2 separate regions of the Homo sapiens genome follow, and region 2 is linked to region 1. A link is a contact called in ENCODE Hi-C or POLR2A ChIA-PET data. All regions are on one chromosome and are shown on one strand. The core of a region is the stretch at or near the end of the contact, and the rest is flanking DNA. Distances in the headings are between cores, read along the strand shown.

Evidence for each region. Hi-C counts contacts between places; a loop is a spot of excess contacts on that map. ChIA-PET counts read pairs that join two places held with the same protein, here RNA polymerase II (POLR2A). Pooled maps may share reads with other maps.
Region 2: a loop to region 1 is called in a pooled map, with 2.1 times the contacts of the local background. The contact joins the promoter of HES4 here to the promoter of TNFRSF18 in region 1. A Hi-C loop is called at or near these places in 7 of 50 pooled maps. POLR2A ChIA-PET finds 5 or more read pairs at or near these places in 2 of 52 experiments (GM12878 and activated CD4-positive, alpha-beta memory T cell).

Annotation. Positions count from the first base shown.
Region 1 is chr1:1,205,025-1,212,111 of GRCh38, forward strand. TNFRSF18 (TNF receptor superfamily member 18) reads right to left here and starts at 1,568. Exons shown (of 5, transcript NM_004195.3): 1 at 1,361-1,568; 2 at 346-468. The coding sequence starts at 1,547. TNFRSF4 (TNF receptor superfamily member 4) reads right to left here. Exons shown (of 7, transcript NM_003327.4): 5 at 6,918-7,087; 6 at 6,680-6,808; 7 at 6,316-6,601. The coding sequence ends at 6,531. RefSeq lists silencers at 151-351, 3,224-3,313, 3,894-4,003 and an enhancer at 3,148-4,027.
Region 2 is chr1:995,282-1,002,780 of GRCh38, forward strand. It overlaps HES4 (hes family bHLH transcription factor 4), which reads right to left and starts at 4,816. Exons shown (of 4, transcript NM_021170.4): 1 at 4,585-4,816; 2 at 4,411-4,506; 3 at 4,245-4,332; 4 at 3,683-4,151. The coding sequence starts at 4,692. The coding sequence ends at 3,778. RefSeq lists silencers at 3,782-4,091, 4,642-4,781, 4,852-5,231, 5,332-5,381, 6,459-6,808 and an enhancer at 6,859-6,998.

The DNA.
Region 1 (7,087 bases), core at 318-2,817:
CGGGGGGCACAGGGCAGGCTCTTTCAGTATGTGGTGAGGACAGACAGGATGGGTGTCCCGGGCCTGAGAGCCAGACAGCTCCTGGAACCCGCCCCCACCTCCCCGCAGGGTTCTCACAGCCCTCGTGCTGGATGGAGAAGCCCAGGCTGAGAAAGCAGGGACAGGACACCCCCAGAGCTTCATGGCCTGTGGTGCCTGAGCATGGCCTGGCCTGCCCGGCCTCACAGGACTCCGGACCCCACACACCACATGTCCTCGCCGGACACCTGTGCCCACGAGCTCTGCCTCGGGCCCTAGTGGAACCCCTGGCCTGTGTGGACTCCCAGAGGCACCTCCAGGACTTACCCTGGGACTGTACCCCCTGGCCTGGGGGACAAGGGTGGTGCCGGCAGGTCGTGCAGCAAGGGTCTCCGCAGTGGAATTCAGGCTGGACACACATGCAGTCCCACTCGGAACAGCACTCCTCGCCTGGGCAGGAGACAGGCCAGCCCCCCAGCAGCTGGGCTGAGGCCCCCTCCTCCCCAGGCCTCCCCTCGGCCCTCCAGGGGAGTGAGGTTGTCCGTTCTCCACCCACAGTTGGCTCCAGGGAGCAGAGGGCTCCTGGCTGGGAGTCTGGACCCTGGGTTTATCCAGCTGTCTCTTTCTCCTGGGGCCATGTGGCCTGGCTACTCCCCCTTTGCGCCCCACAGCTGCCCCTGCCCAGGTGCTAACTCCATATGCAACCAGGAGCTGCCCCTGCAGGACCCAGGGGTGGCCCCCAACAGTGCACAGTCCCCTGGAGGCCCGTCGACACCTCAGAGGCCGCCTGCCTGGTGTCTGGGCGCTGCTGTCCCCACCACCAGCCACACTGGGCCTCCGGACAGAGCCTCCCTTCCCAACCCACAGGCCCTGGAGGAAGAAGCTCTGGGGTGACTTCCCTGCCAGCTTCCTCTCCAGACCAGCCGTGTCAGCTGAACCCTCATCCCCAGGTGCAGGTCAGAGGCAGGCAGCAGGCCAGACGGTGGTGCAGGGGGGCCCTCAACTGGGCAGGAGGGGGCTGGGCGATGGCCAAGGGCTCACGACCCGCCCAGCAGGACCTGGAACAGCCGTCCTCCACCTCCAGACCCCAGACCCCTCTTGAGGGCGCTCCCACCTGGCTCACCCCTGCTCCCGGCCGGGGCCACTGGCTGGAGCTGGCACACCTCCGCCTCCCTCTGGGATCCTGCCTCCCTCCGGAAGGCTCCCGCTGCTGGCGGCTCTGTGCCCACCCTCCTTAGACCTCAGCAACGCCGGTCTGAGCACGGGAAGGGGGGCGCCCACCCATCCCGGCTTCCGCGGGACGCCTTGGCCGGTCCGCGTTAAGTAAACGCGGTTTACTTACCCGGGTAATCGCGGCAGCAGCGCGTCGTGTGAACCCGGCAGCAGCGCGCGTCCGTTCCCGTCCCAAGCAGGAGGCGCCCAGGGCCGCACCCGGGACCCCCGGTGGGGCGCTGACCCAGGCTGAGCGCGCACAGCAGCGCCAGGCCGCACAGGGCCCGAAACGCGCCCATCGCCCCGTGCTGTGCCATGCTCGGGTTTCAAGAGCCCACAGCCAGTTGGACACGCCCCGTCCCCGTCCTCACCCGCCCTGCCCGGAGGTGGCTGGGACCGTTCATGACCTGAGAATCCCGACCCAGGTGAAGTGCGTGTGAGGAGGGGGTGTAGACACTGCGGACACAGCCCGGTCCCCCGCAGGTCGCCGGCAGGGGCGGGGAAACCAGGCTGGCGGGGATCAGAAAGGTTTTCTATGCAAAGTCTGCGGCCACATTGGTGTCCCCAGTGCAGGGGGCGGCGTTTATAGCACCTTGTCCCATGGGGGCCCCTTGGAGGGCGGGGGTCAGCCAATCACTCCTCCATCCCACTGCCTCCGGGTGGTATCTGCGAGTCCCCGAGAGGTCTCCACAAATTCTGGCCACCCCCAGAGAGCCTCAACCATGGAGCCCCGTGCTGGGGAACCCCACAGAATGGGGACAGGGACCCCTCGGCTCAGCACACCCCACCTGGCTGGCTTCAGGTGTGAAACTCACCATGGGCTGCAGGCCTGTGGGCTCCCCTCCCCCTTGCTTGCAGCTCTCCAGGACCCCCCTCAGGCCAACCTGGGAAGTTCCCCGGGGCTTGGGAGGGGCACCAGGAGGAGCTGGTGGGGAGACGAGAGGGTGCTGGCGCCTCCTCGGGACAGTGTCAGCCGCCCCCGCGGGCACCCAGGGCCCGGTCTCTCAGAGCCACCTTCATCCGTCACACCAGACAGATCCAGGTCCCGGAGGGAGTTGAGGAGGAGCCCCTCGCAGAGCTCTTGGGAGACTGTCCTATGTCTTTCTGAGCCTCAGTTTCCCCTGTGGGCACCGAGGGGTTCTGGGACCCTGCCTCCACCAGGAAGCCTCCCTGGATTGCCCAGCCCTGCTTCTGCGCCGTCCAGCACAGGTGGAGACCCCCATGAATGCTGGGGGTGGGGGCTCTCGGGAACGTGAGCGTGGATGTGGTTCAACACCCTTTTGAGACCTGCAGCCACCGCCTCACCCCGTAAGGCGGTTCCTCCTTTTCCAAGGTAAATGACAGGAATTAGCTGTTTGTGACACCCCGGAGTTCTCAAATCCAAGATGTAGGAGCCTGCCTTGGAGAGGCAGCCCTCAGACACTGCAGAGAAGGAAGGGGTCTCTGCAGCTCCAGGCCGCCCCGACGCTCGGAAGGAAAGGGGTGGGGCCAGCTGGGCCTGGGGGCCTTTGAGAGGCCTGGAGATCTTCAGCCCCGAGGCTGGGAGGGGGTCTGGGCCCCTGGATAGAAAGAGGCGCCATCAGTGGCTCACGCCCGTAATCCCAGCATTTTGGGAGGCCGAGGTGGGCCTCGGATCACCTGAGGTCAGGGGTTCGAGACCAGCCTGACCCACATGGAGAAAGCCCGTCTCTACTAAAAATACAAAAAAAATTAGCCAGGCGTGGTGGCGCACGCCTGTAATCCCAGCTACTCGGGAGGCTGAGGCAGGAGAATTGCTTGAACCTGGGAGGCAGAGGTTGCGGCGAACCAAGATGGCACCATTGCACTCCAGCCTGGGTGACAGAGCGAGACTCCATCACAAAAAATAAAGAATGCTCATCAGACCACACGGTGTGAGTCATCCATCTAGAGGCAGGGACAGAGTTAGAGGAGCGAGCAGTTTATGGGGCCAAGTGGGAGGCGGCCAGCGGGCAGAGGAGCCCCTCCCCCCCGCCCCGTGGCGCAGCTGACACTTTGAACAGCCGGAGAGCAGCTTGCCACACAGGGTGGTCCCCGGAGGGGCTGCAGGGGTGTGACGTCCACCCTCCCATCCCTCTCGCCGCAGAAGGCCCCTCCCCGGCTCCCCGTGACTCCTATCCTTGGGCTGCGAGGCTGGAGGTGACTTGTTCATCTTATTGAGCAGCTCACCGGTGACACAAATGACGGGGCATTCACACAGCAGAGCAGCCCACGGGCCGGGCGAGGGACAGCCCTTGCGTACGTCCAGAAGGGCAGCTGTGAGGCCCCACGGGGAGGGTGCAGATGGGCACTGAGCCAGAGTTCAGGCAGGGCCTTCGGCACAGATGGCACAGGAGTTGCCAGCAGAGATGGCGTCAGGCGAGGGGGCGGGGAGGGTGAGCATGGAGACCAAGAGGAGGTGGCCCCGTGTCCATCTGGGGGTGCGGCAAGGGGTCCTGCTGGGGAATAAGTCCCACGGGGCCTGGGGGGTGCTGTGCCCAGAGGGGAGGAGACAGGAAGCGATGGGTATGGGCGCCAGGTTTGGGGAGGAGGCCCCTTTCCCATAGCCGTCGACCTGCGGGCCCCACAGGATCTGGCCGCTCCAGTCCCGGCCACCTGACCCCTTCCCCCACCCACCCGCCATCCTGCCTGGAGGTCTGGCCTCGCCTGCCCCACGGGGCGGGGGGCGGGGGGCTCTCAGAGGCGCGGCCCCAACCCTGTGCAGGGCCTGCAGGCTGAACCGTGTGCAGGAACCCGGGGAACTCGGTGAAGGTGCTGGATGGGGGACAGGACGGCCTCTGACTTCCCTATGCTGCGGGGGGGGAGGCTTGTGGTTAGCAGAGAGTGGGTGGAAGACAGAGGTTTGAGGAGAGAGAGACCCAGGGGAGAAAACCAGCTGCAGAGGCAGGAGGGGTCCAGGGCAGCCCGAGGCCAGAGATGGGCGTCTTCCTTACAGCCACCTGTGGTCCCGGCACCTTGGGCTGTTGTGAGTGGCGCGTGGCGCTCCCACTGTGCACCCCCGGGGCCGGTTCCCCACTTCCACGACACCGGCAGGGGGGAGCCATCCGCCAGGCACAGGAGGCCTGGACAGCCGTGGGCAGCGTGCGCTGTTGGAGGACGCAGGGAGAGGGAAGGCTGGCCCAGGGACGCTGTGTGGGGCAGCGGGTGCAGCTGCGGGGCTGGGCCACACCAGCCACGGTAGCCGGAGTGTCCAGGCTGTGCCAGGCCCTCAGCAAAACCTTCCATGAGGCTTCATGTGTTTCTTCTTAAGTAATTTTTTTAAATTTCTTTTTTTTTTTCCAGTCACGTCTCACTGCAGCCTCCATCTCTTGGGCTCAAGTGATCCTCCCACCTCGGCCTCCCAAGTAGCCGGGACCACAGGCATGCACCACCACACCCGGCTGATTTTTTCTATTTTTCATAGAAAAGGGTCTTGCCATGTTACCCAGGCGGGTCTCAAACTCCTGAGCTCAGACGATCGTCTGGCCTCAGCCTCCCAAAGTGCTAGGATTCTAGGCGTGAGCCACCGTGACCGGCCTCGGCTGTGTGTTTCTTGCTCATGAGTGCAGTGAGGGCCAGGCGTGGTGGCTCACACCTGGAATCGCAGTACTCCAGGGCACCGAGGCAGGTGGATCACCTGAGGTCAGGAGTTCAAGACCAGCTTAGCCAACATGGTGAAACCCTGTCTCTAATAAAATACAAAAATTAGCCGGGTGTGGTGCTGGGCGCCTGTAGTCCCAGCTACTTGGGAGGCTGAGGCAGGAGAATGGCGTGAACCCGGGAGGCAGAGGTTGGTGAGCTGAGATCACACCACTGCACTCCAGCCTGGGTGACACAGCAAGACTCCGGCAAAAAAAAAAAAAGAAAGAAAAAACAAGTGCAGTGAGACGTCTTAGCCCTCGGGAGTGTTTCTCTTCAGCCCCTGACACCATGGAGGCGAACAGGCACCTCCGCCTCCCGAGGGACACAGATGTCGCTTAGACGCCCGGGGTGTCTTCCCTGCGGGAAGCCTGCAGGGCTGCTCCCGCCTTGTTCCCGAGCTGTGGCCTCGGGCGTGACTGGCGCTCGGGAGCAGGCTCTGTGCTGCTCGAAGGATACCCCACTCCCAGACACCAGCTTGAGAAGATTCCCGCACGGCCGGGGACGGCCCCAGGGCCTTGGGAGCGTCTGTGGACACCTGTGGTGTGGGCCGAGGAGCTGGGAGCTCATCTGAACACGCCAGCACTCGCGCATCCACGCTGCTGGCGGATGCCTGGGTTTCTCCACTGTGGGGCCACGTTACATGAAGTCGCTGTGGTCATTCTCATTCAGATCCCAGGACTCTTAAGTGCGCAGGAGTGGGACGGCCGGGGCCCAGGGTGGACAGAAAGTTGGCTCAAGCAGAAACTGTGGTTTCCAAGGTGACTGTCCCCCTGGACACCTATGGCAGGGACATAGGGGCCGTGTGGGCCCTTTGCAGGGACTCCTCGGGGTGCTCAGGGGCCCTGGGACCCCCTTCCAGGTGCAGCAAGGGGTGGGCGTAGGTGTGGAGGGGAAGAGGGGCAGGTCTCTACACTCCTCCTCCAAGGACACAGAGCCCCGGGGGTCAGCCACTCCCAAGCTCCTTGGGCAACCCGGGGCTCAGGGGCCAGCTGCCCTTGTCAGCGCCTGGCCAGGAACCTCCACCCCAGGCAGCCTTGGGCCTGAGCTTTCCCAGTCTCTCCCCCCGCTCCCCACTCAATCTGGAACTCGCACCCAGGGACCAACCTCCAGGGTCCCACTTGACCCCGCTACCCTCACCTCCACCCTGGCCCAAGACCCCTCTCCAGCCACAGGTTGGCACAGCCCAAGTCTCCCAAGACCCCTCTCCAGCCACAGGTTGGCACGGCCCAAGTCTCCCAAGACCCCTTTCCAGCCACAGGTTGGCACGGCCCAAGTCTCCCAAGACCCCTCTCCAGCCAGAGGCGGGCACGGCCCAAGCCTCCCAAGACCCCTGTCCAGCCAGAGGCGGGCACGGCCCAAGCCTCCCAAGACCCCTCTCCAGTCAGAGGCGGGCACGGCCCAAGCCTCCATGCCACAGGTGTGCAGCCCACAGTGCCGGTCGGAGACTCCCGTCTGCCAAGGTTTTTATTGTGGTCCCGCGGGGCAGGAGGTATGCATGGCATACGTAAGCAGAGAGCCGGAGGCAGCCATCGGCACCTAGAACGGTGCAGAGTTGGCCCAGGAGCGTGGCGGGGCAGGCGGCCTGCACCTGCCCTGCTCGCCCAGCAGACCCTCCGGGCTCCAGCCTGGCGGGGCCCAGCGTCCACCTTGGTGGGCCCAGGTCAGATCTTGGCCAGGGTGGAGTGGGCGTCGGCCTGCTCCTCTTGGATGGGGGTCCGGAAACTGCCTCCCCCTGGGGAGGAAAAAAGGAGAGATTGGTGGGTGGGCCTCACCCGCCAGGAGCAGTGCGGCAGGGCCATGAGGCACTCACCAGGGGGCTTGTGGGCATCGGGGGGCAGCCTCTGGTCCCTCCGGAGCAGGTACAGGGCCAGCAGGATGGCCAGGGGGCCCAGCAGCCCCAGCACCAGGCCCAGGCCCAGGATGGCGGCAACCGCACGGCCTGCAGGAAGGGGTCTGCTGGGTGGGGTCCACAGGAGGGGCCCCCATGCCGCCCTCCCCTTCTCCTATTCGGGTTGGGGGCCCCGCTGGGCTGGGCCAGGCGCCCTTACCCCCGGGGACCTCCACGGGCCGGGTGGAGGGTCCCTGTGAGGTTCTGGGCCAGGCTTCAGTGGGCTGGACAGTGATGGGCCTGGCCGGGGGGCCCTGGGTCTCCTGGGGCTGCGTGGCTGGGGGGTCCCTGTCCTCACAGATTGCGTCCGAGCTATTGCTGGCCGGCTGC
Region 2 (7,499 bases), core at 3,566-6,065, 210 kb before region 1:
GCGGAGGTTGCAGTGAGCCGAGATTGTGCCACCGCGCTCCAGCCTGGGCGACAGAGACTCTGTCTAAACAAAACAAAAGAAAACCCAATCTAACAAAGAAAACCTTACTACAAAGCTACAGTCATCAAGAAGACAGTGTGATTGATAATAGAACAAGGATAGATGTATAGATCGATGGAAAAGAATTGAGGGTTCAGAAATAGGTCCTCACATTTACAGTCAACTGATTTTTTTTTTTTTCTGAGACAGGGTCTCACTCTCAGCCCATCACCTGGGCAGAACCCTGCTGATCCTGCAGATCACTGGACCCTCAGGACACTGAGGTGTGAATGCCAGAAGGGGACAGTGGGACATCAGGGAGGCTGCCACCCCAGGGCCCTTGCCCCGGCTGCGTCCGAGGTGGGTATAACCCTGGGGCTCCAGGGGGCCGTGGGGCAGCAGCCAGGCATGGTGAGGAGACAGTCCTGGACCCAGGTGACCACAGAACCCGGCGGGGCGAGCTTCAGCCTCACCTCTCACAAGCCCCGGCTCCAGGCAGCCCCAACCCCACCCCCATCCCTAACTTGCCGGCGCCCGGAGTTCATGGGCCTGGCCTAGACTTCGGTCACCACAGGGACTGAGGTTCTCCAGATTTCAAAAGCCTGTGATCTGCGGTTGTGTTGCCCCGTTCCCCCCGCGGCAGACAAGCCCAGACACACACGGCCCAGACACCCCAGAGGCAAAGGAATTCAGCAAACATTTATTGACCCTTGGTCCTCATCAAGGAGGCAGTGAGAGATGAACTGGAAGTGACCAGGGGCTGCCAGCCACACCCCCTCCACCGAGAAGATGACTTTCACCTACTATTCAGCAGAAAACCAAAAGCCAAGATAAAAATCGCTGGGGAGGGGCAGGGATGGGGGACCGGGCCAGACCCCAGCTGCTGAGCAGCCGCCACCTGAGGTGGGGAGGGGCAGGAAATGTCTGGAGAGTAGGGAGGGCAGAAAGGACCCCCACGTGAGGGGGCACCCCACATCTGGGGCCACAGGATGCAGGGTGGGGAGGGCAGAAAGGCCCCCCCGCGGGAAGAGGCACCCCACATCTGGGGCCACAGGATGCAGGGTGGGGAGGGCAGAAAGGACCCCCCGCTGGAGGGGGCACCCCACGTCTGGGGCCACAGGATGCAGGGTGGGGAGGACAGAAAGGACCCCCCGCTGGAGGGGGCACCCCACATCTGGGGCCACAGGATGCAGGGTGGGGAGGGCAGAAAGGACCCCCCGCTGGAGGGGGCACCTCACGTCTGGGGCCACAGGATGCAGGGTGGGGAGGACAGAAAGGACCCCCCGCTGGAGGGGGCACCCCACATCTGGGGCCACAGGATGCAGGGTGGGGAGGGCAGAAAGGACCCCCCGCGGGAGGGGGCACCTCACGTCTGGGGCCACAGGATGCAGGGTGGGGAGGGCAGAAAGAACCCCCGCTGGAGGGGGCACCCCACATCTGGGGCCACAGGATGCAGGGTGGGGAGGGCAGAAAGGACCCCCCGCGGGAGGGGGCACCTCACGTCTGGGGCCACAGGATGCAGGGTGGGGAGGGCAGAAAGAACCCCCGCGTGCCTAAGCAGGTTCTGGTGGGCGTCCTGGCTGGGTGTAGGCAGAGGCTGGCTCCCGGAGGCCCGAGGGGGGCTCTGAGAAGGGGGCGGCCTGAGGGGGAGCCCAGGACAGCCCCTATGCTGCCCCCGTCCAGCCCGGCCCCTCAGGCTGTGTTTCCTGAGACCTCGCTAGTCTAACCCAAACCTCCCAGCTCTGTCATTCAAAGGGATGGATTAGGTCCCCGTGGGTCCATTTCCCTGTTTTGGGTGCTGAGGACAGAGCTTCTGGACAGACTCAGCCCTCGCCCTCTGGAGCCCCGTCCAGCTGGGCCCGGATGATGCACCACCCAGCCTGCGGCAGATGGGATGGACGACAAGTTAGGAGGAAACAAGGGGGAAAAGCCAGGGGGCAGGTGGTGTGGAGCACAAAGGAACCCAGACTGCGAAGGGACTGCCCAAGGACTGTGATTCCCCCAGAACCTGAGTGGTCCCTGGGCAGCTATGCAGGGCCCTTTCGCCACAGTGGAGAGGGCATTCAAGGCCAGAGCCTGGTGGAGAGATGCCCTGCCCTCTTGGGACCCACAGCCCGGGTGACTTTGTGGGGTGCCTCTCTTACCCTGAGCTCCTCCCCACACTCCCAGCTTCGCTGCCCCAGGCCCTCCTTCCCCTTCTGCACTGATGCCTTCTCTGAGCAACTCCCCTCCCCCGGCCACGCTGAGCTTCCAGCTGCCCCCAAGAAGACCGTCCCTTCCTGTGCTGCTGAGGAGGCCTCCCTCACGGGGTCTCAAGCTCCCAAGGGGAAGGGGGCCTCCCTCACGGGGTCTCAAGCTCCCAAGGAGAAGGGGGCCTCCCTCATGGGGTCTCAGGCTCCCAAGGGGAAGGGCTACTTTGAGGCTCTCCTGGGACCAGGACCCCCAGAGTAGGACTGCTGGGGGGACCAAGGGTGGGACCCCCAGCCCAATGCTACCCCGCCCAGGGTCACTGGCCTGGCCCTCGGAGCTCAGGGAGGGGGCAGGGCAGCCAGGGGCCAGGGGTGGCCTGGCTTGTTGGGCCTGGGAGGCTCCTACAAGCTGTGCACGGCTGTGTCCTGGAGGGCCCAGGGGGGCTCCTGATGGAGGCACAGACTGGGGCCTGGAGGGCCAGTGCTGGTGGGAGGGCTCGCTCGCCTCCCGTGGGCCCTGGTGAACTCGGCCCCAGTTGGGAAATGGCCCTGGGTGCGGCTCAGGGGGAGACCCTCTGCCTCGGCTGAGTGCCTCGAACTGCGCCGGACCCCCCCGAACGCGGGACCGGGATGGCGACCGCGGCGCTGGTTCAGGGGAACGTCCGGCGCTGCCTGGTAACTCGGTGGTCGACAACGGCACGTGCTCGGGACGATGAGGGAGGAGCCCCCAGTCCTCACCCACTGGGGAGGCGGAACCTCCCTTACCGGGGCAGGGGAGGCTGCGGGCAGGGCCGACGCCCTCGTGAGCGACGTCCTTGGCCCCGGCACTCGGTGTCCACAGCCCAGCTCGGACCCGCGCGCTCCCGCCGGGCGCCCCCCGCACAGACGCCTGGAGGAGGGGTCTGCGGTGGGCACGGGCAGCTCTGCACTTAACAGGAGAACCCAGCGGGGGTCTTCAGGGCCAAGGGCGGCCGCCCTCATCCCAGCGCCGCTCAGGACCGCAGCCTCCGCCTTCCGCGGTCCGGGGACTGGGAGTCGGGAAAGGGGCCTCCGAAAAGTAACTTGCCCGGCGATGCTGCGCGACCGCCTTCCAGCACCGGGAAGATTCTGGGCACTCAGGGACGTTGAGCTTCCCACCTGAGCCTCCGGGGGGACCCCTCACAACCGCCACCGCAGAGCGAGGCAAACCCAACGCGGGGGCAGAGGGCGGGTGCGCATGCGGGGCTGCAGGGATGCGGAGGGGAGGGCGCGGAGCGGAGGGCGCGGAGCGGAGGGGTCGCCCTCAGTCCTCGGTCCCGCCCCCAGCCCGCCCCCCCGGGCCCGCCCGACGCCCCCAGCCACCTGCAGACCGCGGCCCTGGGAGGAGGGCGGGACCCCGGCGCGGCGTGGCTGCGGGGCGCTCCCAAAGTCAACTCTTCACCAAGACAAAGAAAGAAAACTCGTGACGCAGACTCTGGAATAATAAATACGTTTTCTCTGCTACAGTCTCGGCAAAGGCCACGGCCCTAGAACGGGGCGCCGCCTCCGATGCAGTCTCAGGGCCACAGCCTCAGCGCAGCCACGGCCTCCAGGGCCCACCCGGGCCCTGCGGCCCCGCCCTGGGGGCGGCGGGCAGCGCCCGGGTCAGACCCGGCAGCAGCGGCGGCGCGAGCAGAGGGAAGGGGCCGCCGAGCGATGGCAGCAGCGGGCGGCCCGCGTAGACCTCGGGCGCTGGGGCCTCTGCGGGGGCAGCCGGGGACAGCGAGGCCGGGCGGCGGGAGGGTCCCAGCTGGCGCAGGCAGGCTGCCAGGTGGCCCAGCAGGCGGGAGCGCACGTCGGCCGGGACGCCCTCGCAGCCGGCCAGGAAGCGGTTCACCTCCGCCAGACACTCGTGGAAGCCGGCGCGGTACTTGCCCAGAACGGCGGGGTCGGCGCTGAGCGCGGCTGCGGGAGCGACACAGGAGGAGAGGTCGGTGCCGGGTCCCGGGGGTCCCGCGCCCTCCCCCCGCCTCCAAGCCGCCGCCGCCCGCGCCTCACCCGTCACCTGCACGCGACGCAGGCTCCGCAGGTGTCTCACGGTCATCTCCAGGATGTCCGCCTTCTCCAGCTTCGAGTGGCGGGAGCTCTGGGGGCGGGGATAGGCGGGAGGTCCAGGTCAGCTGCGACCCAGACTCCGGGTCTCGGGCCTTCGCCCCCGACTTACCTCTTTTCTGAGGGCGTCCAGGATGAGGGTTTTGAGCTGAGCGAGGCTCTCGTTAATACGCGCTCGGCGCCGCTTCTCCATGACCGGCTTGGAGGACTGCGGGTCGGGCACCGGCTGAGTCCCGCGTCCCTCCCGCCCCCCGGTCGCCCCCCTCACGCCCGGCCGGGACCCCACCTTGCGGTGCTCGGCCGCGCTCCGGGGCTTGTCTGGGGTCCGGCTGGCGCTGGCCGGCGCTCCTGCCATCGGCGAGGCGCTCGGTTTCCCCGGCGTGTCTGCGGCCATGGTGCGCCCCGCGCCTCCCCGTGCCGGGTGGAGCGCGCCGCCACGGACCACGGGCGGGCTGGCGGGCGAGCGGCGAGCGCGCGGCGATCCGAGCCCCTAGGGCGGATCCCGGCTCCAGGCCCGCGCGCGCCTCAGGCCGTTTCCCTATTTAAGGCCTCGCCGCCGCGGGGTGTGTGAACCCGGCTCCGCATTCTTTCCCACACTCGCCCCAGCCAATCGACGGCCGCGCTCCTCCCCCGCTCGCTGTCAGTCACGCCTCGGCTCCGGGCGCGGCCTCCGCGGGCGACAATGGCATGCGGGGCCCCCGCCCGCGCCCCCCTCCGACACCGCTGGGGACAGGGCCGGGTGATCCCGCGCTCCCCGATGCAGCCGGGGCCGAGCAACGCGCCGGGAGGGGCCGCTGGGGGCGAACGGGGCCCGGGACCCCCGGGGCTGGGCGGAGTCTCGGGGCTCACTCTCCCGCCCAGGGGGCCGGGAGCCGGGGCTGGACGGAGCTGGGGCTGTGGCCGCGCGGGAAGTCGGGAAGGAAATTCCCCCAGTGGCGCAGGGTCCGGCGGCGCCGAGGGGTGGGCGAGCCTCGGTCTCGAGCCTCTTGGCTTCCTCCGCCCGTCCCCACTCCGGTCCCGGTTTGGGCCCTGCTCGGTCTCCGAGTTTGATCCGACACCGGCTCGGCCTCCGGGGGTCCCACCCTCAGGTGTGCGGCCTGGAGCACGGAGGGCTGCAGAAAGCCTTGGGAGCGACAGAGCCGGGGGAAGGTCGGCGGCCGGGTCGGCAGGCGGGAGGGCGGAGTCAGCGGACGGCGAAGGGGCGCACGGGTGGCCCCGCAGAGCAGGGCCGGTGATGGCGCGGGCCGGGCCGGACCACGAGGAGCAGAACGTGCGCGTGACGCGAGCGGGCTGGTGACGTCACCAGGCACCCGGGGCGATGACGCAAGCCTGCTGGGATGACGTCATGTGGCCCGTGTCGCCACGTGCTTCCAGGTGACCCGCTGGCGAACTCAGCAGCAGCAAAGTGGGGCTCACAGAAAAATGAGGGGCCACTGTTAATATAACTGCAAAGGGGCAGGTTGCGTAAAACAGGGCTGTGGTTATTTTCGTGTTTGCTGTTTTTATTTCGAATGCCGCTGCGGGGCACGTTGGTCCTTTCCGCACTCGGGGTCCCCGGCGGCCTCACGCGTCCGTGCAGCGGAGGCTTCCTGAGCCCCCTGGAGAGCCTGGCCTGGGCCCGGGTGTGGAGACCCTCCCGGGCTTTCAATCCGGGCAGGAGGCAGATGGCAGACTCAGCAGTCACGTAAGAGAACCGAATTAGGTGGGTGGCCTGGGTGGACAAAAGCCTTCTTGACGCCGGGTGGTCCCAAAGGCTTCTGCGGGGTGGGGGGTCCTCAGGGGGGAAGCCTCAAGGGAGGGCGTGGCATTCCCAGGGTGCGAAGGGGGCGCAGGGACGAGGGAGGTGGGGAGGGGGAGCTGGGCCAGCGAGAACCGGGAGCTTCTGGTCGGGGAGGGAGTCGGGGAACTTTTTGGGGAGCTTTTCTGAGCCAGGGAGTCGGCTGATTGGCAGGTTCGCCCCTGCCCGGGCACCTGGACCCAGGGTTTCTGTGCGGAAGCTTCCCCTCCCCTCGGACCCCACGTCTAATCTGGCCCCAAGCAAAGTCCTGCGGCCCACGCGGGAAGGCGCCCTCTTCGCGGCGCTGACCCCGGCCCTCCGCGGTGCCCCTGAGGCGCCCCCCACACCCCGCCGCTTGCACAGGGGCGCGGGGGGCTGCGAGGCCGGAGCGGGGGTGGCGCCCTCTCCGCCGAGAGGCTGTCCGCGCCCCTCGCCGACTGGGGAAAGCCGCGGGGGCTGGGCGGGCGTCTCGGAGGTGGCCCCGCGAGCACTTAAGCCCCGGCTCTCCTGCCCCGACCTCTCTGCGCGCGCCTCGGCGCTGGAGAGGCTCGGACCGGCCCCGTAGCCCAGGAGGTGGTGTGGATGGTGTCCCCGTCCCGCGTCCCTCCCCGGCCTGAGCGCTGGGCCCGGGCGGGAAAGCCCGCGAGCGCCCCCAGTGGCCGCAGTCGCCGCCGCCTCCTGCTGGGGGTCATCCCAGGGGAGCTGCCGGCCTGAATCTCCCCAGCCCCTGGGCCCCGGCTTGGGAAGAAATTTGGGGGGGCTCTGGGCCTCCCCCAGTCCCTAGACAGGCAGGGAGTTCGGGATGGAAGGAGGAGCCTGAGGATCGTTTTTATTTATTTTTTTTTTGTAGAGATGGGGATCTCCCTATGTTGCCCAGGCTGGTCTCGAACTCCTGGCCCGAGACGATGCTCCTGCCTCGGCCTCCCAACGTGCTGGGACTACAGGCGTGAGTCTCCTCCCTGCCAAGCGTGGCTGGGACTGATCATTCCCTCACTGGTTTTTAGATGGGCTCACTTCCCCTCCTTGTACCTGTTTTCTCATCTGTAAAAGGGAGCTAACTTTTTTTTTTTTTTTTTTTTGAGGCAGCGTCTCGCTCTGTTGCCCAGGCTGGAGTGCAGTGGCACCACAACCTTTGCCTCCCGGGTTCAAGCGATTCTCCTGCCTCAGCCTCCCAAGTAGCTGGGATTACAAGCATGTACCACCACGCCCGGCTAGTGTTTTGTATTTTTAGTAGAGATGGGGTTTCACTGTGTTGGCCAGGCTGGTCTTAATAGGAGATTCTACTTTTTTTTTTTCTTTTTTGAGACGGAGTTTCACTCTTGTCGCTCAGGCTGGAGTGCAGTGGCACGATCTGGGCTCACCACAACCTCTGCTTCCTGTATTCAAGCGATTCTCCTGCCTCAGCCTCTGGAGTAGCTGGGATT